Regions from separate parts of the Homo sapiens genome. Here regions 2 and 3 are each linked to region 1. A link is a loop called in an ENCODE intact Hi-C map of the cell type or tissue named here. Cell type or tissue: natural killer cell. All regions are shown on one strand.

Evidence for each region. Peaks named below come from ENCODE experiments on the same cell type or tissue, not always from the same donor. Only the 100,000 strongest peaks of a DNase experiment are listed, where the experiment ranks them.
Region 2: a loop joins it to region 1, with 5 times the contacts of the local background. A loop is called at or near these places in 2 of 110 quality-filtered maps.
Region 3: it touches region 1 in a loop (13-fold over the local background); 2 of 110 quality-filtered maps call a loop at or near these places.

What each region holds. Positions count from the first base shown.
Region 1 is chr13:80,381,312-80,389,311 of GRCh38, reverse strand. No RefSeq gene overlaps it. Among named protein-coding and RNA genes, the nearest start is that of SPRY2, 44 kb to the right of the region's middle. In natural killer cell, no CTCF peak of the experiment used is centred here; a DNase peak (open chromatin) is centred at 3,111.
Region 2 is chr13:80,869,784-80,877,783 of GRCh38, reverse strand. No RefSeq gene overlaps it. Among named protein-coding and RNA genes, the nearest start is that of LINC00377, 140 kb to the left of the region's middle. RefSeq lists enhancers at 4,006-4,085, 5,970-6,470, 6,471-6,971. In natural killer cell, no CTCF peak of the experiment used is centred here; a DNase peak (open chromatin) is centred at 3,983.
Region 3 is chr13:80,474,167-80,482,166 of GRCh38, reverse strand. No RefSeq gene overlaps it. Among named protein-coding and RNA genes, the nearest start is that of SPRY2, 140 kb to the right of the region's middle. In natural killer cell, no CTCF peak of the experiment used is centred here; a DNase peak (open chromatin) is centred at 3,916; H3K27ac peaks cover 818 bases.

The DNA of each region.
Region 1 (8,000 bases):
TTATTAAAACATCCCAAAAGCCAAATAGACTGGTTGCTGGCACAAAGTTAATTTAAAGAGCTGAGGTAGAAAGATTACAGAACTGGAGAGCAATGAGAGCCACTTTCTGAGGAAAATTGAACAACCAGGAAAATAGTGGAGGTTTCATAACTCTGCTTAAAGCCATGCAAATGAATGGGGCTTATTAAATATTTCTGGCACACAGTCCTTTTGAATTGTGCCATATAAAAAGCAGCATTAGCAATGACTTACTAATATAAAAATCTATATGAGAGATATTAGCAAGAACTTACTAATCATTAGAGTTAGAAGCTGCTATGTTGAGGCTGCTATATGGTTATATTAACAACTGCCTATTCTATTTCACAGAAGTCATTTCTATTTGATTTCTTAAAGTCTGCTTTAGGTAAAAAAAAAGTTCAAGATTTTCACGTACATGTTCATTGTTTTCTAAGTCATCTCTTAATGGGCTAGATTTGATTATTTCATTCAAAGAAATCCTAGACCGCTCTGCCTGACTTTCAACAAAGGGTTCAAGTAGCAACACGCGGGAGTTAGTTGGTGACCTTCCAGTTAACCTCTACTGGGCTCTCTCTGTGGCACTGCTTGATGAGGACCATGGATATTTGCTGACTCTCAGGTAACAGGTTATCCAGCTGCTGTTTTAAGCCTGATCGTTCCACTAGTTCATCCTATAAAAAAATTCAGGGGCCGTCAGCAGGTGGATTTAAGTATTGCAATGAGTTTAACAGGTTTGAAAACACATTCTTTAGCTTGTGCATTATTACCTCTTACTCGAATTCTTTTTTTGCTTTATAGAAAAACCTCATTTCAATAAAATTATGACAGACAATTTTGCCTCTATCCAGGAAGAAAACTGGACTACCTTGAATTTCATAAAGATTTTATATATTCTATATGTGCAGTTGGCATTTTTATGTCCTTTTTAGCAGTTTAGAAAAAGCTCCACCAATATTCTCAAGTCCACCTAGCTAGTAAGTGAAAGAACAGAAACTTGGACTCAGGTATTCTGAGCAAGTCCATCCACCAAGCTTTCCTCCTTTACTCAAAAAATAATAACGACCACTACATTTGCATAACACTTGGAAATACCGACAGCATTTCACTTGCATGATCTCATTTGATCTTAAAAGTGTAGTAAGTGTGCAGTAAGCAGGATAAGGTATTGAGGCTCCATTTTACAGATGTGGAAACCAAGACCCTAGGCAATGATAGTGGGAGGGTTAAATGATTTACCTAAGATCAAACAACTTTCAAGTGGCAAAGTCAAATCTAGAAGCCAGGAACTAGAACTCTGCATTCACATCATAGTCTAGCTCTACAACAATAGCTTATTCATTGTTTTTCATTCAAATTCTTCCTCAGTTTATCTAATTAAATTTTTGATAAACAGATTTTCCTCCATGAGGAAAAAAACTGAACTACTTTGGATTTTATGAGGATTTCAGAATACTTTTATAGGGAAAAAGCTTCTGTTGTACAGCTGCTTTTGACAAAATCCAGAATAATAAATTCTGCAGTGATTGTGGCTGTGGTGATGATGATAATGATGATGATAAAAAATAAATGTCAATTATTTCCAATGTGTTGTTAATTCAGCTTTAGCTTTTCAATGACGAAAATTCATATCCACCTTGTTTATAATGTTAGCGTATTTTTTTTATTTTTAAGAGAATTAATGATTTTATTGTGAGCATTATGGATTAACATTTGAGAGGTTTCTTTTAACCATCTATTAAGTTTTTACTTTAAAAATTATTCAGAAAAAAATTATAATAAAATACTTTGTAAGCATAGAAAGGGTCATTCAACATGTATACACTCATTTCATTTTTGACATGGAGAGTAAATAAAAGTTATTTTTAAATGGATTGTTAAATATTGTGTCAGAACAGTTGCTACTTAATTTCTCACTATAATGAAAAAAATATTGTGTACTTTGGTTCTAAGCAGTATAACATAGAAATCTAAACATTCTTGAAAGATGCCTGATTCAGTAGGAAGAGAGCAGATAGATTGTCTGCATTGAACAATAATACAACTGTGATTTAGAGATTTAAAAAATTCTCTGCAAATGTTAACATTAGTCAATATGAAGGCATTCACAGAAAGATAATGAGGAGATTACATTCCTTCTTTTTTAGAAAGTAAGCTTCTTGTAAAAATGAATTTTATTTCTACTGAAAAGGGTTGTGTGTGTGTGTGTGTGTAAATGGTAACACTTTGCCAACTACTGGGTGCAATTCATGTGTATAGCATCTTTAAAATTATTACCCCATTAGAGAGTTAAAATTATATCAATTATTTGGTTTCATTTAGCCTTTAGTGTTTGATTACTAGACAATAGAGCTTCATGGATAATAAAAATGAAATTTCCAATAAAAAATTAAAAAAACCTCTAGCTGTGCCAAAGTTCTGAGGGTTTCAAGTTATACAACAAAGCCACTGGCTTTCAAACAGTGCCACAACTCCAGCACCTTGTGCCAGATATTACATTTACTCAGGGTCATTTGGACAAAAGTAATGAAAAATATTAAAGCAATGTTTACATAGCAGATATGCAATAGCAATCATGTTATGTACATTGGTGATAAGAGTAAGAATTGGATTGTTTGGGAGAAAAGTGACATTTTCTCTTAAGTAGTGGAAAATTACCAGTATGCAGTATGTTGGCATTTTCTACTTAACTTTATTCCTTTATTTTTTTTTCATGCAGCTCCACTGTAAACCATTATGATAGTTATCATAATACATATGCACACATACAAATACATATAATCAGAAATGTTTTCTAGAAGTGATCTGAAAGCCAAAGAAATATGGTGATAAACTATAAATTATACCTTATTCAGTCTATTTCTATGATGAGATAAAAGGGCAAAGTGTGTGAGCAGTAATTATGCACAGAAAATGCTTATTAGGTGCCCTCAAATGGCAGACCACTATCCAGTCTTACTCTTCCTGGTCTTACTCTAACAAATTGTATAGGATTCTAATTGCAAGTGAGTATTGCTCAGTTCATCTTAACAATATATCATAAGCCTGAGCTCCACCAATAGGTTCAAGCTGAGAGATGTCTTGTGGCCCCACATGTGGTTTCCTTTGAAAACCACTGAGCTATAGCTGCCCCTGAAACACCTCTATGTTTGCTTCATCTTAGTGATAGCTTTTCTTTATTAGTTTATTCAGCAACCATGTAGTTGGGTCCTTGATTTCCCATCCAACACATCTTTTTGTCCCCTTCTTTAGCTCCTGACACCTTATTTCTTATTCCCAAACTGAGTATCATTTCCCCATATAAAGGGCTCTACGTAATTATTAGTCCCCAGTCCAACCCACAAAAGCCTAAGTAATCCATGGTATACCTAAAAGTTGTATTTCAACTACTCTCAAGTATACTCGGAGTTTTCTTTCCCTTGGGAAAATACTGAATTCTCACTAGAGGAGCAAGCAAAGGACGTCTTCCCAAGATTCTAACAGAAACCTTTACCTACTCCTTGAACAGAGAGAAATGGAACTAACCTTACTGCCTTCATTGTTGCCACAGTCATTTTACACAGATTATGTCACCAAATTTTACACAGATTATCTCATTTTCTCGAAGATATTACACAGATTTTACAAATGGGGAAACTGAGTGCCAGAGAGCACAAAGCAAAAAATGGAGTAAGTGATCAAGTCGGGATTTACACCGGTAGCAGTCTAACTTCAGAGTTTGTGCTCCATCCTGCCTTTCAAAAGAAAATCCCGCGGTCCAAGTCTATTACTGCTTGGGTGTTCTAAGTGAGGAACAAAGAAAAATTAGTCCCTTAGAGAAAGAATCCTATTCCCCAAAATCCACATGTTGAAGCCCTAACCTCTTGTACGTCAGTACACAGTATGTTGGAGTTTTATACTTTATGTTACATAAAAAAGACTTCAGAATATGACTGCATTTGGTGATATGGTCTTCAAAGGGGTAATTAAGTTAAAATGAGGCCATCAGGAGAGGGACCTTAGAAAAAAAACCACCTTGATCTTGGACTTCCAGGCTCCACAATTGTAAGAAATAAATTTCTGTTATTTAAGTCACCCAATCTGTGGTATTTTGCCATGACAGCCCTAGCAAACTAACCACAGTTCTCATGGTAAACACCACTGGATCTCCTACCCATTCACGTGGGATGAGTTATCTTGAGGCCATTGTTGGGCTCAAGGCTCATTAATGCAATTCCTTTTCTCCCCTAGGCTTGAGGTATGATTTCTATAGAGCTTTTTATATTAACCAAATCAGGATAACTTATATTAAATCTTCAAGTATTTTCTTTAGGCACAGGAGACCATATCAATGCGCAGGACTAGAAATAGGGATACAAAATAAACAGGAGAGAGATGTCTACAGCATGCCTGATGTCTTTGGCACACTCTTGGTCTGTGAGCCAAGCATCACAGGGCTTAGCTTAGCACACCCCAAGGCTTAGTGCTAAGCTAAGACTTCGGGTGCTACAATAAGGACAGGCATTGGAGCTGAGTTCCTAAGCATGTGAAAAAATTGAACATACTTTATTAGTCTAATACTTTATAGTACAGCATAGTAGTTAAGAATGCAAACAGGAGATACACTGCCTGGCCTTAAATCTGGGATCCTTCACTTAGTAAGTGGGACATTCAGCAAGTTATTTAAACTTTCTGCACCTCAATTTTTTACGTCTTAAATAGAAGGGTTGTTATGAGGATTAACTCAGTTAATGCATTTAAAGAGTTCCAATACCTCTAGCACATAGTAAAGGCTCAATATATTTTAATATTATTGCTTTTGGTACAGAGGCACAACATTTTCAGGTTTGTTTCCTTTTTTTTAATTACGTATCCACCTATATGAACAGAGCAGAATTCGTATTTTTGTGACATCTGATTCCATTAAATGAATATAGATATAGAGCTATTTCTGCTATCAAAAGATTTGGTGTATTCAAAAAGTTTCTATAAATGGTGATTGTTTTATTCAGAAACTAGGTGTTTAGCTTTCCAATATATTGTCAATCTGTCATTCATTTAACAGTCATTCATTATGCATTTACTACATGCTAGGCAATGCTATAGGCAATGTAAACGCAAGAGAGGATAGCACAAGTCCTGTTCTTGGAGTTTGAATTGCGTAGTCTAATGGAAGAAATAGATATGAAAACAAATAATTATAAATATGCATCTAATACATTTAACCAACACTTAGCAGATTTTCAGTATTTACTAAATGAATGAATGAGTGCTTGAATAAAGTCATATAATGGGAGAAAAAAAAATCAGCAGAAGAAAAGAAACATTTAGAGGGAGCAAATAACTCAGCCTAAAGAATTAAGCAACACTTCACAGAGAATGTAATATTTGAATTAATTTTTTTTTTTTTTGAGACGGAGTCTCGCTCTGTTGCCCAGGCTGGAGTGCAGTGACATGATCTCAGCTCACTGCAAGCTCCGCCTCCTGGGTTCACGCCATTCTCCTGCCTCAACCTCCCGAGCAGCTGGGACTACAGGCGCCCGCCACCATGCCCGGCTAATTTTTTTTTATTTTTATTTTTTAGTAGAGACAGGGTTTCACCGTGTTAGCCAGGATGGTCTTGATCTCCTGACCTTGTGATCCACCCACCTCAGCCTCCCAAAGTGCTGGGATTACAGGTGTGAGCCACCGCGCCCAGCCTTGAATTAATCTTAAAGTGTATCCATTAAAAAGTATTATTAAATAAGAAATTTCTTTTTCCTTTTTTGAGACAAGGTCTTGCTCTGTCACCTAGGCTAGAGTTCAGTGGCATGATCACAGATCACTCCATCCTTGACTTCCTGGGCTCAAGTGATCCTCCCACCTCAGCCTATCAGGTAGCTGGAACTGCAGGCATTGTACCAACATTCCTGGCTAATTTTTTATTTTTAGTTTTTGTGGAGATGGAGTCTCACTACGTTGCTCAGGTTGGTTTCCAACTCCTGAGCTCAAGTGATCCTCCCACCTAGTCCTCCCAGAGTACTGGGATTACAGGCATGAGCCACTGTACCCAGCCTAAATTAGCAATTTCAACATGCAGAAAGAGGAAATCTTTACAAAAGCATTAATTCCTCATTGGAAACCCTCTGAACAAATGAAAAAATTTCAATTCTTTTATATATATATATATATTTAAAATCAGTGATGTAGTAGAATCTGCTTGTCTCTGCCCTCAGCATATATTTGATGGATATGTCAACATTTTAGAAAAACTCTTTGTTTTAGCTCTGCATCATCTTTATCACCAGACTTGCTGCCCTTTGTCAGAATGAGGTGGGTCTGAGGCTCAGCGATGCACAACGTGACCAACACCACAACCAGGATAGGAACCACCATGCCCAGGTCTCCCCTTTACCCACAGTGTCCTATGGTGGCTGGTGTGCTGCTGGATTCAGCTCAGGACTGACTTTGGAACCACCTGAGAAGCGGCCAGAATCTATTGCCACATAGACAGTGCCCTATGCACAGCTGTCAATTCAACAAAGAGCCACTTAGTTTAAGTATGGCAGATCCAAGATGAATGGATGGCATCCTGTTTGGACAGCTGCTGCATTAAGGCCTGTGGATGAAAGAAAATATGACATCTACTACAAAAGATATCATTTGGGAAGAAATTTCTGAGAACTGCTTTCTGCTAGGACTTCAAACCATGTAATATGCAGCTCCAAACACAGTAATCACTGTGTAACTATAAACCTTGATGATCCAATGCTTAGAAATGCCCTGGTTATTATAATGGGCTTTGAAATATAATGCAGCATGGCCAATATCCCACAATGTTCCATGCACAATTATGTATCAACCTTGTTTTTATGGATGGAAACCTATTAGAGAAAATAAGGGGGGGCCGGGTATGGTGGCTCACGCCTGTAATCCCAGCACTTTGGGAGGCTGAGGTGGGCAGATCATCTGAGGTCGGGAGTTTGAGACCAGCCTGGCCAACATGGTGAAACTAAATACACAATTAAATTGTCCCATAAGGCTATTTCATATTCTTTTTTTTCTCCACTCTACTAAAAATACAAAAATTAGCTAGGCATGGTGGTGGGCGCCTGTAATCCCAGCTACTCAGGAGGCTGAGGCAGGAGAATTGCTTGAACCCAGGAGGCGGAGGTTGCAGTGAGCTGAGATGGTGCCACTGTACTCCAGCCCGGGTGACAGAGCTAGACTCTGTCTCAAAAAAAAAAAAAAAAGAAAAGAAAGAAAAGAAAAGAAGGGAAAAAACAATGTGTTTTTCTGATGGAATTAAAGTAGGGGGCATCACTTGGTAGATCCAAATTACCCCTAAAGAATGGCCCCAAACTGAGACAAGGAAATCCTGGGAGGCCTCATAGTACACTCAAACTAAATTACATCTGCGTGTGATTGCTCATCTAAGCCTAGTATGAGGGATCCAACATTTCTGGATGCAAAACGTATTCTAAGTGCACTGGTGTTATTAGTGCACGATAGTAACTAATAGTTTAATGGTGGCTTAAACAACACTGGCCCACAAGACAGAAACGGGCTACAGGGTAGATAGATGCCAAGCTAGGTATACTAAGATGAGTTGTGTTTGCTCTTTAATGAGGAGTAGCATTCAAAGGAAAAAGATGTATTAACTAGAAGAGAAGGAATGCTCTTTTGGGAAGAAGGCAAAGGGGATCAGCCTGGGAAGATAATGAGGCATTAGCAAAGTGGGTTAGGCAGACTCAATAAATAACACTGGACACTGCTAAAATCCAATGTTGGAAATGGGTCTGTGCTGGAACCCAACGTAGCCTCATGACTAATTCAAATGAAAACTGAAGTGGGCATGAGGCGATGGCCTTCTATTCTAGCTGCTGAGGTTCCAGGGGCACACCTGTGTGAGTCCTATGGCTCCCCAAACATGTGGAAGTTCTCTGGGGACACTTGTAATTTACACAAATAGGACTGTTCTCACATCTGTAACTGGTTGATATTAAAATATATCCCACGAGACA
Region 2 (8,000 bases), 490 kb before region 1:
GTTTAGAAACTAGAAGATGACAAAGTTTACCAAGTACTTTAAATATCATTTAAGTTGACCAAGTTTAAATATCGTGAACTTATTTTTAACCCTAAACAACATAAATTTTTCCAAAAACATTTGTACTCATCTATATTATTCCTGGTAATTATCCTGCCAGGAAGAAAATTTGGAATGAAAATATTTGAAATCTGGAATTAATCAGGCAGCTTACCCATCTAAATTCTGACCATCAAGATAAAGATTTTCAGGCAAAGCTATTCATTCTAATTGGTCAAATTCCAACCAGTTCAAACTATCAAATAAGATGTTATCTTTGTCTTATCCTTACAGAAAACATTAAGTGTATATATTTTATCTCAATTCCAATATTGTCTTCACATGTACTCAATGCCTAACTGAAGATAAATGTTAATAAAACTACGTGGAATGTTAAAAACCCCAATATGTGTTCTTCTTTGCCAATCATGAGAAGTTGCTACACTGTTTATAATTACTCTATGTTTGAAACACAAACATTTGGACATAGTTTCTTTGCCAAATAGGGCTTGCCTGTAAAGATTATATACTGGGATAACTTTATTTGGAAAAGATACAATGATAAGGGCCCATACTATTTTAGTACTTACTAATCTGTTCTTGGTTTTTATTCAACTATGAAAAGTTTACCTAAAAGACAGGAAAAAGTAAGAGATTTTTTAAATTATAGACTACAGATAAATCTAAATTTGAATTTAAAAGGTAATAATGTAACAATGGTAATAAATGTTTAAGGACATTTTAACTTAAAATCATTTAAGGGCAAACCAAACAGAATAATGAACTTATTCTATAGTGTATTAAATTATCTTTATATATAGTTCTAAATGTTTTAATATATACTATACCAACAAATTTAAAATCATAGCTGATGAACAATCAGGAGACAGAAGTCACACTAGTTATTTTATTTATTTTTACCTGTTTTAACTTTATTTGGAAATAATTTCAGACTTATACAAAGTTGCAAATATAGTATGAAGAGTTCCCCAAAACCCTTTTCTCAACTCGTTAACAAATGTTGACACATTGCATAACCATAGTATAACTATCAAAATTTAAAAATTAACATTGATATAATAATATTGATTCATCTGCATCTTATTCACCTTTATCAATTGTCTCACTAATTTATTTACACCGGCCTAACATCTAATCCGGCACTCATCATTGCATTAAGTTTACATTGCTCATTAGTCAGCTTGAGTATGTGTCATACATATTTGGCAAGAGGACCACAGAAATTTGTTGCACCCTTCTCAGTGCCTCATATCAGATATAGGATGACATGTCTCATTATTGGTGATATTACATTTGATAACTGTTAAAATGAGGTTTGCCAAGTTTCTGTCCCGCAATATTAGTATTTTCACTTTTAACTAATAAGTATCTTATGGGCAGATACTTTGAAATATTGCAAATATCCTGTCTCTCATAACACCTTCCCCAACTAATTTTGGTGCACATTGATAATTCTTGACTACAATGATTACAGTGTGTGTCTGCAAACCAAACAAAAAAGGTGATTTTTTTTTGAGATGGGGTCTTGCTCTGTTGCCCAGGCTGGAGTGCAGTGGCATGATCTCAGCTCACTGCAACCTCCACCTCCTGGGTTCAAGCAATTCTCTGCCTCAGCCTCCTGAGTAGCTGGGATTACAGGCACCTGCCCCACCACGCCCAGCTGATTTTTGTATTTTTAGTAGAGACGGGGTTTCACCATCTTGGCCAGACTGGCCTTGAACTCTTGATCTTGTGATTCACCCGCCTCGGCCTCCCAAAGTGCTGGGATTACAGGCGTGAGCCACCGCGCCCAGCCAAAAAGGTGATTTTAATTTCAGTTATTATTTTTGTATTTATATACTGAAATGCTACTATTGAAAATAGTTATTTTTTCCCTCTACTATATATTTATCTATTCATTATTTATAACCCCAGTGCAATCTAATGGATATTTACTTTGGTCTATGGGCTATAAAACATTACTATCAGCAAGGCACAGTGGCTCACAGGTAACATAGCAGAACTCTGTCTTTAAAAACAAAAATGAAAACATTACTAGCACCATTATTTTGTGGCTAAAAATGTTCCAGATTTGGCCACTGGTTGCTTTTTGAAGTCGATTCCCAAGCGCCTTTGACATGGCATCATCATTTTAAAGTACTTTCTTCGTTTCTGGAACTATATGATTGATGTTTCAGGCTCATTCTGTGCTTTCTCCTCTTACCTCAGACCTAGAATCATCTATTTCCATTTATTGGAAAATGGTATTTATAAATGAATATCTCAGCATTACATTTGCACACTGTTTTTTAGGGACAATTCTTTTAAGAATAATCTAAGCCTGAAAATAAATATATGTAAGCACATACATGCATACACAGTTAGACCCATAGCCAACTGTATATATTTAAATTAAAAAAAAAAAACAAAAAAGAAAAACCACCATGACTACATATTGGTCTTTTTGGTTCCAGTACAATTCCACAAGGGTCATCCTGGCTTTGCCTCCTTCCTTATTTTAATGCCTGCCCCATCCAGCAAGAAATCAGCTTTCATTATCCAGAATATATTTACTGGTTTGAATCAAGTATAGAAATCTGATGTCCTTTAACACTCCCTTTATCTCCTCCAATCATAATTGTCTTAAACATTTTTTATACATTTTAAATCATGTCAGTGGTATAATTTTTGTTTCAACCATGAAACATAATTTAATACAAGAGAATAAGGGAACGTATTTGCACATATTTTTGCTCTTTCCATAGTTTTCTTCCCCCTTGGTATTCAAAGATTCCATTTTTTACATTTTCTTTTGGTTGAAATAACTTCCTCTAGCTATTCTTTTTGGTCTGCTGGTTACACATTTTCAGTTTCTCTGTATCTGAGAATGCCTTGATTTTTCCTTAGTTCCTGAATAATATTTTTCCTGAATGTAGGATTTGTGGTTAAATGCTTTCTGTCAGCACTTGAAAAATGTTGAGCCACATGCTTTCTGGCTTCCAAGATTTTTGATGAGAAGTCCACTGTCATTTAAGTTGACTCCTTTTAGGTAAGGTATCTTTTCTCTCTCATGGTTTTTCAAGGTTTTTTTCGTTGTCTTTAGTTTTCAGAAGTATGACTATGATGTTCCTTGGTGTGGATTTCAATCTATTCTGTTTGGTATTCACTCAGCTTTTTGAAAATGTATGTTTATGTCTTTTGGCAAATTGGGAAAGTTTTCTGCCATTATTGTTTTGAGCAGTTTTTCAGTCGTTCCCTGTTCCTCCTCTCCTTATGGAAATCTGATGACACAAATGTTAGAGCTTTTGTTATAATGCCACAGATCTCTGAGGGTCTGTTCAAGTTTTTTTTCAGTCTACTTGTTTCCCTGTTTTTCAAATTAGGTTTCTATTATTCTATCTTCAAGTTCAATAATTATTTTTGTCCCATCCATTCTAATGTTGATCCCATTTTTTTATTATTTTATTTTTTATTTATAAAGTTTTCGTTTTATTTTTCTTTACATCTTTCATTTTTTGCTTACAGTATTATTTCATGGGTGTTTGTAATTGCTCATTAAAAATTTTCTGATGGTTGCTTTAATATCTTTTTCAGATAATTCCAAACCCTCTGTTACCTTGATGTTGGCATCTGTCACTTGTCTTTTATTATTCTATTTGAGATCTTCCTATGTCTTCATAAGAAGGGTAGTTTCTATTGAATCATATATTTTGATTAATATTGTATGGATCTCTGGATCTTATTTAACCTTCTATTTTAGCTGTCTTCTTTTGATACCACTCCAGCAGTAGAAAAAGGAATGCTGCCTCTTTACTAGGTTAAAAGTTTAGGTTCCCCAGTCTGACTTTAATGACACACAAGTTTGTGGGGAGCTCCTTGTTACTCATGGATGTGGTGACAATTCCGGCTCTCAACCAAGCAGTCACTGATACCTCTCAGGCTTGCTGGAACAGAAACTGTTTGTTACTTCCCCTCTGTGGCTTCCACTGACACCACAGAGAGGGTGGCCTCATTACTGCTGGGTGGTGGTGAAAGTCTTGATTCACCTCAAGACTTGCTCTAACACTCCAGCAAGTAGAGGACAGGGCAGCTTATTATTGCCAGATAGGAAGGGCAGTCCACCCTTTCAGGAATATTTTAAAATTTATCTTATATAGGTTTGCCTATTTCTCATTTAGTTTATCCTAAATTTTTACTCTTCTTTCTTGCCAATATAAGTGAAGTTTTCCTTACCATTATAACACCAAATTCATTATTTTTGTGTGTATGAAAGCTATTAATTGGCTTCTGAGTTTCTTTGACATGGCATCATCATTTGTAAGTACTTTCTTATTTTTTGGAACTATATGATTCCAAAAATTTAATTTAATAAACTAATTTTATATTCAACTATCTTATTGGAGACTATGAGTATCCTTGCCTTGTTTCTTATCTTAGTGGAAATAGGTCTTGTTTCCCCATTAAGTAATAAACTTTAGAACTAAATATAGGCATCATACCACACCAAGAAAAGTTTTCTATTACCTTGAGTCTTTTTAAAAAATCAGGAATGAGTGGAATTTGGGGAGACTTTTTTGGCATCTATGAAGTTTTTTTTGGTATGTTATTATTATGTGAGATATAATAGACTTACTTGAAACAACCTTGAATTCCTATAATATATTCAACTTGGTAATAGCGTATGATTCTCTTAATGTGACTTTGAATTCTGTTTGCTAATATAATATTTAGTATTTTGCATCAATATTAATAAGATATATTGATCTTCAATATTTCTTTCTTGTAATATCTTTGTCAGATTTGGATGCCAATGATATATTTGGTCTACAAAAATAATTAGAGAAGTTTTCATTCATCTTCACATCTCTGGGAGAGTTTACAGCACACTGAACTAGCCAGAGACAAGTAAACTAGAGTCATTAAAATTACAACAATTAGGTTGACCTAAGTCCCAGTAGTGAAATTGGGCCAAGAAGAATATTATAGAAACCCGACCAGAATCAGCAGTATTCCAGGAAGACAGGAAAATCTCGAGCTTATCTGGCTAAAACATTGAAAAAAGCATTAAGTACTTGTTTGAAGTAAGGATTTCTTAATGATGTAGATTATCAATATTGTGGCAGCTCATATCTCCTTGGTTGATCGTCCTATATTTATATTAACCAGTTTACACTGAAAAACATGATTTGATTAGATGAGACTCTGAAAAAGGTGAGAACAGCTTTTCCTTTTCTATCCGAGAACTTTTAGTATTTGCATACAAAGTTAGGGTCATATCTTCTGAACAGATAATAGGTAAAAACTCTCAGATTTCTGCTTTAATTTATAATATTGGACATAATAACAAAGGTATAAGCAAAAACTGCAACCAAACACGTAATGCCTTTCTTAATATCCATTCGCTTCATGGGTCACATCAAACATACTGACAGTGGGATTTACTAACTTTACTAAACATCATTTTCATCATGTATAAAATGGAAAAACTACCAATCTACTTTATTTATTTATTTAGAGACCTAGTCATGCTCTGTCGCCCAGGTTGGAATGCAGTGGCATGATCTCGGCACACTGCAACCTCTGCATCCCGGTTCAAGTGATTCTCTCATCCCAGCCTCCTGAGTAGCTGGGATTACAGGCATGCGTCACCATGCCTGGCTAATTTTTTTTTTTTTTTTTTTTTTTTGTATTTTTAGTAGAGATGCGGCTTTGCCATGTTGGCCAGGCTGGTCTTGAACTCCTGGTCTCAAGTGATCCACCCACCTCAGCCTCCCAAAGTGCTGGGATTACAGTCATGAACCACTGCACCTGGCCCTATCTACTTTAAACATGAAACCTGAGATAATTTGTGTGAAAGCAGTTAAAAATATTTAGCTTACGGCAAGTTCTCACTATGCTATTGTCTAACATTCTTAAATAATCAAAGTCATTTAACATTCTTAAATAATCAGTCACCAGTTTTAGGTGAGGGTGGTGGAGGTGGGTAGTGATTACAATGGAAAAGCTCTGTATTAAGTGGTTTCCAGCCACTTGTCCCTTCTGAGATCTCTGAATGCTATAAGCCAAGTTAATATCTTCCCCTCCTCTAAGCTCGAAGCAGGAAATTGGAGTTTTCTTTGGCGAATCTGGCCTAGGAAAAGTGACTCACAAATACCAACATGTGTGGGCTTTGCAATAAAATATTTACATCCGCATTTGATTATTTTACTATGTAGACATGAAAACCACCTGTTGAAATGTTTTGCCCTACTCCAAACAAATGCCCCAATGTAACATTTTAGCACTTCATTCTTTTTTTTTTTTTTTTGAGACGGAGTCTCGCTCTGTCGCCCAGGCCAGAAGTGCAGTGGCACTATCTCGGCTCACTGCAAGCTCTGCCTTCCGGGTTCACGCCATTCTGCCTCAGCCTCCCAAGTAGCTGGGACTGCAGGGGCCCGCCACTGCGCCCGGCTAATTTTTTGTATTTTTAGTAGAGACGGGGTTTCACCATGTTAGCCAGGATGGTCTCGATCTCCTGACCTCGTGATCCGCCCGCCTCGGCCTCCCAAAGTGCTAGGATTACAGGCATGAGTCACCGCGCCTGGCCTAGCACTTCATTCTTAAAAGTGATTGGATGCACAAGGGTTGATAGACATGCAAGAGCCTGAAAGACATACCAATACCAACGAATAAAAAAAAGTAAAAATTGGAGAAAACGGAAGAAATTCTGGAAAGAAAAGAAAATTGTACACAATACCAGCTACTATTAAAATTATTGGGGAAATAAGAAAAATTTATGTTGCATTGAAAAACTAGGATGTAATTTTAAAATCAGAGAACAACAAAAGCCTTATGATTTTCTATTGAAAAATAACTAAAACGGTTAGAAGTTGTCAAAGAATGATAGTAGAAACTAGGTATTATGATAAATATAAAAGAGGAAATAAAAATATTTAAAAATTACCAATACAAGGCATACAAAATCTTCAATATAGAGCATGCAAAATCTAACTACAAGAGGATTCAGAAATAGAAAAAGAAAAAAATAGAAAATTATTAAAGAAGTAATCAAGGAAAACTTCCAAAACTGAGAGCATAAACTTTCAAATAGAAAGGGCTCACTAAATGCTCAGAACAGTAATAGAAGACAAAACCACACCAAGGCAAATTATAGAACCACAAGTAGAAAGAACAGATCCCAAAGACTCCCTAACAGGAGAAAAACGTTTACATACAAAGGAGGAGATTGATTATGATGTTAGAGTTCTCAATAACAACACTAGATGGCAAGCAAAAAGGAAACAACATCATCAACATTCTGAGGAAAAGCTATCTCCAGTCTCAGCTTCAGCACTCCATCAAGCTATTAATTAATCATAAGTATAGATCAAGTTCAGACATGTCAGCTTAACAAAGATCATCTCACTCGCACTCTTTTAAAGGAGGCTGAAAGAAGACGTACTCCCAAGAGAAGCATACCAAGGAAGAAGCCACGGTTTTCAGGAAATAGAAGATACAATATAACAGAGCGACAATGGTTTATGGTAAATGAAAGCTTCAAGATGAAGCTGTGCAACAACGCTCAGAGAAAAATCAGTTTAGGTGAGATTAGACAGGAGAACCCACGAAAAATTTCTCAAAAAAAAAATGCACTAAATAAATTGCCCATTATAGAATTAAGTTTTACATCAGCAGTGAGGAGTTTGTTGATAAATTAGCACTAGGAACAGGGAAAATCAAGCAGAATAAAAACAATTGTTAACTTTACAGGAAACAAAAGAGTGATGTAAAAGCCAGAGAATCATGTTGAAAGACTCAAATTTAAGTAACATAGCTATAGTTTTTAAAATATAAAGATTAAATATTGATCAAACTAAAGTTGTTACATAAGAATATTGAGGCTGCTTTGTCTATGGAGTAGCCATTCTTTTATTCCTTTACTTTCTTAATAAACTGGCTTTCAGAAAAAAAAAAGAAAAAGA
Region 3 (8,000 bases), 93 kb before region 1:
AAGAATCATCATCAGAGTCAAATAAGTACATGATAGAAACATATGTGTAAATTATGTTTCTAACAAAGTCTGCTTAGGTATGAAATTCTTCTTCTGTCATTCTGGTGATTCTAACAATTGCTCAAATGTGCTGTGGAGAACTAGATGCTGAATGTCAGGGTCACTCAAGGCATCAGCAGAAGAAGTGAAAAATAAATATACCCTAAGAGACCTTTGCAGCCCAATAGCAGAACTGTGTCAAGAACTCAGATCTTCCTTTTCCCTATCTCAGGTATCAATACATGTAATTAAAAGATGGTGGGTGGAGCACATATTCATGTCTCCAGATTGACAAAATAGTCTCTGACTCATATACAAGTTCAAAGCTCAATTTTTAAGTTTCCACACCCATACATACATAACTCATTGGATTCTTCTGAGATTATATTAGTCAGGCTCTTTGAGATGACACTAAACAAAGACACAGCAAGTTTTCCCTAAGTGATGGGAGTTTTTCTAAGAAAACACCCAGAAGTAGGTAAACAACAACCAAAAAAAAAAAAAAAAAAAAAAAACAGACACACACACAGAAAAAAACACCTCTCTCTGTAGCAGTCAGATGGATTTCTGCTTCTTCACGTCTCTTCAAGTTGCTAAGCAATATACTATCTGATTAATATATTTCAAAATTCTTTGAAAGAAAATACTCAATTAGGCAGAACTCATTAGAGAAACTTCCTAAAAGGCAGAGTTCTAGATCCAGGCCACCTCCAAGATCACCAAATTCCCAGGTGTCCAGCTAGCTGCTGCGGGCAGTAAATAAGAACCATTAGTGGCTACTTTGCTAAGAAGGGACTATGAAACACAGACACCTAGAGTGACATGGAGTTCAAAACAGTTTAAAGATGGGCTCTGTTTTCAGTTGGTCTGAATTAAATCCTGGATTGACTACATCCAAGCTTATACAGTTAATGAAAGCTATTTGATCTTCCTAAGCCTCTGTAAAAGTAGTATTATGTATCTCATATCTGGTTGCACAGATTAAATGATATAATCCATGCAGAGCATTTAGCAGAGAGATCAGGTATCTTTGCTTAGAAGAGCCATTAAATCATGTTTAACTACAAATCATTTGAATATCATTTGCATACCAATAAAAATCTCAAGGGCATACAAAACTAAACCCACACTTACCATACAATTCAGCCATTGAAGTCCTTACTGTTTACCCAAAGGAGTTGAAAACTTATGTCCATGTACACAAAAACTTGCACACAGATGTTTACAGCAGCTCAATTCATGTTTGCTAAAACTTGGGAGCAACAAAGATGTCCTTCAGCGGGTAAGTGGATAAACTGTGGTACATCCAGACAATGGAACATTATTCAGCACTAAAAAGAAATTAGCTATGAAGCCATAAGAAGACATGGAGAAAACTTAAACACATATTAATAAGTGAAAGAAGCCAGTCTGAAAAGGCTACCTACTGTATGATTCCAAATGTATGATAGTCTGGAAAAGGCTAGGCTATGCAGATGATAAAAAGATGATCAGTGGAGGGATGAATAGTTGGAGCACAGAAGATTTTTAGGGCAGTAAAACTATTCTCTATGATACTCTAATGGTAGAAACATGTCATTATACATTTGTCAAAATTCACAGGATGTACAGCACCTATAAGTGAGCCGTTAATGTAAACTATGGACTGTGGGTGATGATGATGTGTCAATGCATGTTCATCAATTGTACCAAGTGTACCACTCTGGTGGGGATGCTGATAATGGGGGAGGCTGTGCATGTGTGGGTGCAGAGAGGATATGGGATATCTCTGTACCTTTTGCTCAATTTTGCTGTGAACCTAAAACTTCTCTAACACATAAAGTCTACTATAAAAAGCTCAAAGGCCACCAGTAGCCCTTACCCACATAATAGCTGAGTAAACACTGAACTTGAGGGCCTGGAAACCCATGTGAATGCTTTTGTAAAGTAAAAATATTGTCTGCTTGAGGGCGATTTTATTTTTTGGTTCTAAATAAAATTTCTGTATATCGGATTTACTGAAAGTGGGGGTATATTGTAGTAAGTCTAGAGAGTTTATAGGTATGCAAACAAATTCGCTAGCATTTTTTAAAAGTAACATAACACAAATATAGCTAAGGTATATTTATACCTTGTTCTCAACTTACGAAGCCACATCTTCAAGTACCATTACTGTTCAAAGACTCTTTATAATTATTTTTTTTTAATTGAGACAGAGTTTCCCTCTGTCACCCAGGCTAGAGTGCAATGACACAATCTTGGCTCACTGCAACCTCCGCCTCCTGATTTCAAGTGATTCTCCTGCCTCAGCCTCCTGAGTAGCTGGGATAGGTGTGAGACACTATGCCCAACTAATTTTTGTATTTTTAGTAGATATGGGGTTTCACCATCTTGGCCAGGCTGGTCTCGAACTCCTGACCTCAGGTGATCCCCCAACCTCGGCCTCCCAAAGTGCTGGGATTACAGGTGTGAGCCTCGGCGCCCAGCACAAAGACTCTATTCTTTCACAGAACAGAAATAAACAATGAAAGGCCTTTTATAATGAGCCCAGGCATCCACGGGAAAGGCTGTTCTATCTCTGCCCTCACACAGATTGAGAGGTCTATGCAACAAAATGAACAAACTGGGGCTTTGGTGACAGGCCCGGGCATTAATTCCTACCTATTAACTATGTGACCTTAGAGAAATTACTCTCTTCTCAGAATCTCAGTTTCCTCAGACCAGTTGAATCAGATCCTCTGAGATGGGGTACGGGCATCATATTTTTAAACTCCCAGGTGATTCTGACACGAAGTCAAGTTTGAGAGCCCACGCCCTAAAGCTAGTGGTTTCCAAACTGTAGCATGCACCACAATCACCTGGAGGGTGTATAAACCCCTGGCTGCCGGGCCCCACCTCCAGAGTTTCTGATTTTGCAGGTCTGGGGTGGAGCAGGTTTGCATTCCTAACTAGCTTTAGGTGATGCTGGTGCTGCTAGTCTAGGAACTGCACTTTGAGAACCATTGCTAAAAATACACAAATTACTTGTTGTTCCCCTTGCGTGGTATCTATGAATCCTCGTCAACGTTCTGCTCCAAGTTGTTCAAAATCCCTTCTCTCTTAATCGTTCTTTTTCACTCTCAATTCCCACCAATCCTTGGCAGTACGGATGTTCCTCTATGCCCATTAGATACTAATTAGAATAATTTCTACTACAGCACTAAAATCAGGATGTTACATGATATTTACTTATAACCCTGTTGTTCAACCAAGCTTCCAAGTTCCCCTCAGGCAAAAGTCCTGCTCTTTTTATCCCTGACCTTGAGCAAAATGCCTGGCACATAATGGGAGGATAATAAATGGTTGTGTTAAATGTAAATAACTCATTAGCCTATATATATATGTATATATACACGTATATATACGTGTATATACGTGTATATATACACATATATGTGTATATATGTATATATACGTGTATATATGCATACATACATATATATGTATGCATATATATGTGTATATATGTATATATACATATATATGTATGCATATATACGTGTATATATGTATATATACATATATATGTATGCATATATACGTGTATATATGTATATATACATACATATGTATGTGTATATATATGTGTATATATACACACACACACATATGTGTATATATATATATATATATATATACGACACCTAGTTTCAGAGCCATTTCCCTGTGAAAGAGCATCTTGAATTAATAATGGTGCAAACCTCATCCTCATGTATAAGGACCTTTCAGTTCTTTGAAGAAACACATGCAGTGTTTTGCTTTGTAAGAAGAGACATGTATTTTTATAGCCTTATTCTTGTTAATGTCTTTTCACACCTCTGGACCTCAATCTGAACATGTTTGTTCCTGTCAGCCTCCACATACTAAACATGATAACCACAAACACCTAACACTCATTGCACTATGACTAAAAATACCTAATTTTCCAAACAAGTGTTTCTCACTTTTTGCCCAAGATGAAAATAGAGAACAACAATGTGAAGGCTGGCTGTTTTTCGGATCTGCAGTCCAGGCTAGTAAACAGTATGAAAAGCACAATGAGAATGTTTGAATGAGTCCCTATGGGTGCCCTGATGTCTCTGGCCCAACGTCTGTGGAAAAAATGTCTGCTATATAAGGTGGGGGCCAAGAGCATGCTGCTATCCTTTAACCTCAGGGTCTGTTTATAACTTGTTATTCATTATACTGCTAATCTTTACCGGGAGGCCTAGATTTACCGGGAGGCTATCTTTCCATGATATGGTGTCATAAGTCCTGTTGCAGCTTGTTCTGCCCTTCCTTTCAGCAAACATTATTACCAGTGAGCTAAAGGAACAAAAGCATGCAAAAAAATAAAAGGGGGAGATGATGACACTATGTGTCAAAGATGAGTGCAAGCTCTGGAAAACAGTCTTTGATAAAACAGGGTCTTCGTCATAGAGCCCCAAAGGGCTATACATGGAGAACTGTTTTGTTTTGTTTGTTTGTTGTTGTTGGTTTTATGATAGTGGTGGTTGGGAAGAACAAGAGGTCAGAATTGGCTGGTGGAAAACTGTGGGATCTTTGACTCCAGAGTGTAAGGAACTCAGAAAAATGTCAGAAGGAGGGAAGTGCCTGAAATAAAGTGCTAGAAAAACAGGGAGGAAAAAAAAAAACCCAAAAACCTGTTAATATAATGGTCTGATCTTAAGAAAGAGAATGATTCAAGGAAAGAATGTGAGTTTTCCTACTTAATGCAACTGTTTGAAACTCTGCCTATTAAAATGTCTCCTAAAGAGCTTTACCTTCATAATTTTCTTAATACTTTTCCATCTTCTTAATGAATTGTATCTCTGAATCCCAAAGCATGTTTCCCTAATCTAAATGATGCCCAATGCCCCACCTGTAGTTTCTGTTACATGGCAAATAGCTTCTGCATGCTTACTGTGTTTAAAATTCTATAGTAAATAAGAAGCACGTGCATGTGCATGCACACACGTGCACACACACACACACACACACTGGATTCAGTCTCTCTCCTCACACAGCTTTTAGACTGCAAAAGACCTAATAATAAAATTTTGCTTTAAAGATAGATCATTTTTATCATAAAGACATTCAAAATGAAAGTAGACCACATAAGCTAAGCAACTCTCTATGACCTTTGGATATTGAGAGAATAGTGGAGATGCAGAACGACAGTCTCTGTGTGGTGAGTAAATACAGGTTTAGCATCTTAGATCTGAAAATCTGAAATCCAAAATGCTCCCAAATCTGAAGTTTTTTGAGCACTGATGTAACACTTAAAGAATATGCTCATACAACCTGTAATGCTTCAAAGAAGCATCCAGGATTCATCATTCTCAGTGAGAATCTAAATCAGTGGAGCTAGAAAGAACAAGAATTTAAATTATTACTTTAGAGTCATGTAAGGAGATAAATTTACAAGGAGTATTTCTATGCATGTTCTTCATTTTCGTAATTTGGATCAGGGTAAAAAAATTAGAGAAAGAATTGCTAAAAACTTTTTTAAAGAAGACATAATCCCTATGTCATTGCTTTGTAGAAAATAGAAATAATATTTCTGCTCTCACTTAAAACAATCACTCTATTTTTCTTAAGTCTGATTATCACAAAGTATGGTATCATCAACAGATTCAAATCTGTAACACCAAAATATGTTGTAAAAGCCATTTTCTGCTCATTAGAAATTATCTGCCCATGTAGCTCTTTGTAGAATTGTGCTCTTCTCTTAAACCATCTAATTTACCTTCCATTCACCTCTGAAAATGGGTTTTACACATTTCCGTTTTACTTTTAGGGAATACCTGCCTCACTTTGATTATCATGCCGCACCTTAAGTCTAGTAATTCTTTTAAAATTCAACCAAGACTTAGTATAGCGTGCCCTGTTACACTCTATGTTGAAGTATATCATACCATATATAGCAAGTAGTCAAGAGTGGGTTTATCAAAACAGAACAAAAAAAATTTCTCCTTGTTATTTTAGGGTATCTCAAAAATGTGCCTCAAAGCATTAACCCATGGCTTAATTAATGCATGATTTCCTCTTTAAAATTAGAAACAGGAATAAACAGTGCAGCTTAATAATTTTCATTTGCTCTTCTTTTCCAAGCATTCTAATTAAGGCCTGGTTCTGAGACCTGATTAAGCAGCTCCTACATCTGACTGCAGTTTGCAGTTATCCCCACAAGGCAGGATCTCAAGCTTATTTTGAGTGAATGGGAACAGTCTAGGAAGGAGCAAGATGACGGGATGTACTGTGAAAGGAGGAGTTACTCGGTTTGGATTTTGCTCTTGTATTTAGAATTTGCCATGTGCATTGCAGAGTGCAACAACTCCATTTAATAACAAATGTCAAAAACATCAGTCTCAGTCAAAAAACATTAGTTTATTGGAGCACTTTGTCAGGAGTATGTTGTTTTCGTTGCTTTTTTATTTGGCTTCTTTGAACCAAATGGTGTAAGAACAATATATGCTTTATTTTTCATTTTATATTAAGAAAATGTAAATGAGGTCTGTGGTTTCACTATCCAGTGTTCTTAATCTCTTGGATTCACTGTAATCATGAAATTCATTTGAGGTATATTTTTGATGGCTTTCATGAAAAAATGTGAAGAAAAAAACAGTAATTATCAAACATGAAAAATTTTAAAATTATATTGTAATTTGAAGATAACAGCCCTAAAGTACTTAAATATTCCAGAATATTTTTAAATATTGAAAAAGTTGCACTGTAATATAGACAGTATTCGTTAAATGTTTCTAATATTCAGAAAATAGATATCTAAGTTGTCCTTTGTAACACAGGAGTAAAAGTCAAAACTCCTGTTAGGCAGGGTAAAGTCAATGTTTTAGAAGCTATATAGATGTCCACCACCACCACCACCTTCATTTTAAAAAATATATTTTAGCTATGAAGGTGTCAGGCAAAGGGACTACCATAAGTTTAATTGAGTAGAGTGCAAACCTGAGAAATTGAGAGCTGGGCTTCATTCTTTCTCTATAATTTACCACTGCTCTTATATTCTCTGCATTAAACTTTGTGCCTCCTCCCTACCGATTTCATTTTCCTGGGGTCATGTTAACTCATCCCAAGAAGTCACTTAACTAATTCATCAAATAAATTAATTCAGAATGTTTCACAGTCTCTCCCTTACCATCCCTATTGCCAAAAGCCCACACCAGACCAATAATGCCTTTGCTTCAGTATTGTGCCCCCATGTGTTCTTAGTGCTTCCGCCTTCTCTCTCCACACCCACCTAAATGGTGGAATCACATTGCTCTTCTTTCTCAACACTTGGTTTACATTATTCCCCAGTTTAAAAACTTCAGCGACATCCAGATCACTGGGGACCTTTAAATTCTATATCTCTTGCTGCCTCTGAGCCTTTTTTTTTTTTTTTTGAGATAGAGTCTCACTCTGTTGCCCAGGCTGAAGTGTAATGGCACGATCTCAGCTCACTGCAACCTCCGCCTCCCGGGTTCAAGCAATTCTCCTGTGTCAGACTCCCGAGTAGAGATGGGGTTTCACTGCGTTGCCCAGGCTGGTCTCAAACTCCTGAGCTCAGGCAATCCACCCGCCTCGGCATCCCAAGGTGCTGGGATTACAGTCATGAACCCCCATGCCCGGCAAGCCTCCCTTCTAAAATGACCTTCTCCATTACTGTTTGCTTACACAAATCCTAGAGACACTTGGAATCACCAGTAGGTCTTGTCAAACACCAGTTTTAATTTCAGTGGGTTTGTGATGGAGCCTGAGATTCTGCTGTGATGTTGTTGCTGGTGGTACATGGACAAAACTTGGAGGAAAAAAGATTTAGATAACTCTTTTTGTCAGAGAAATACTGGTCTCTGACAAGGGCTCGTGTGCAGGGCCAGTAAAGAGAACTATATACAGATTTTATTGTATATAGATACCATAATATATCTATGTCTGATTGAATGAGGTTAATGAATCAGGTT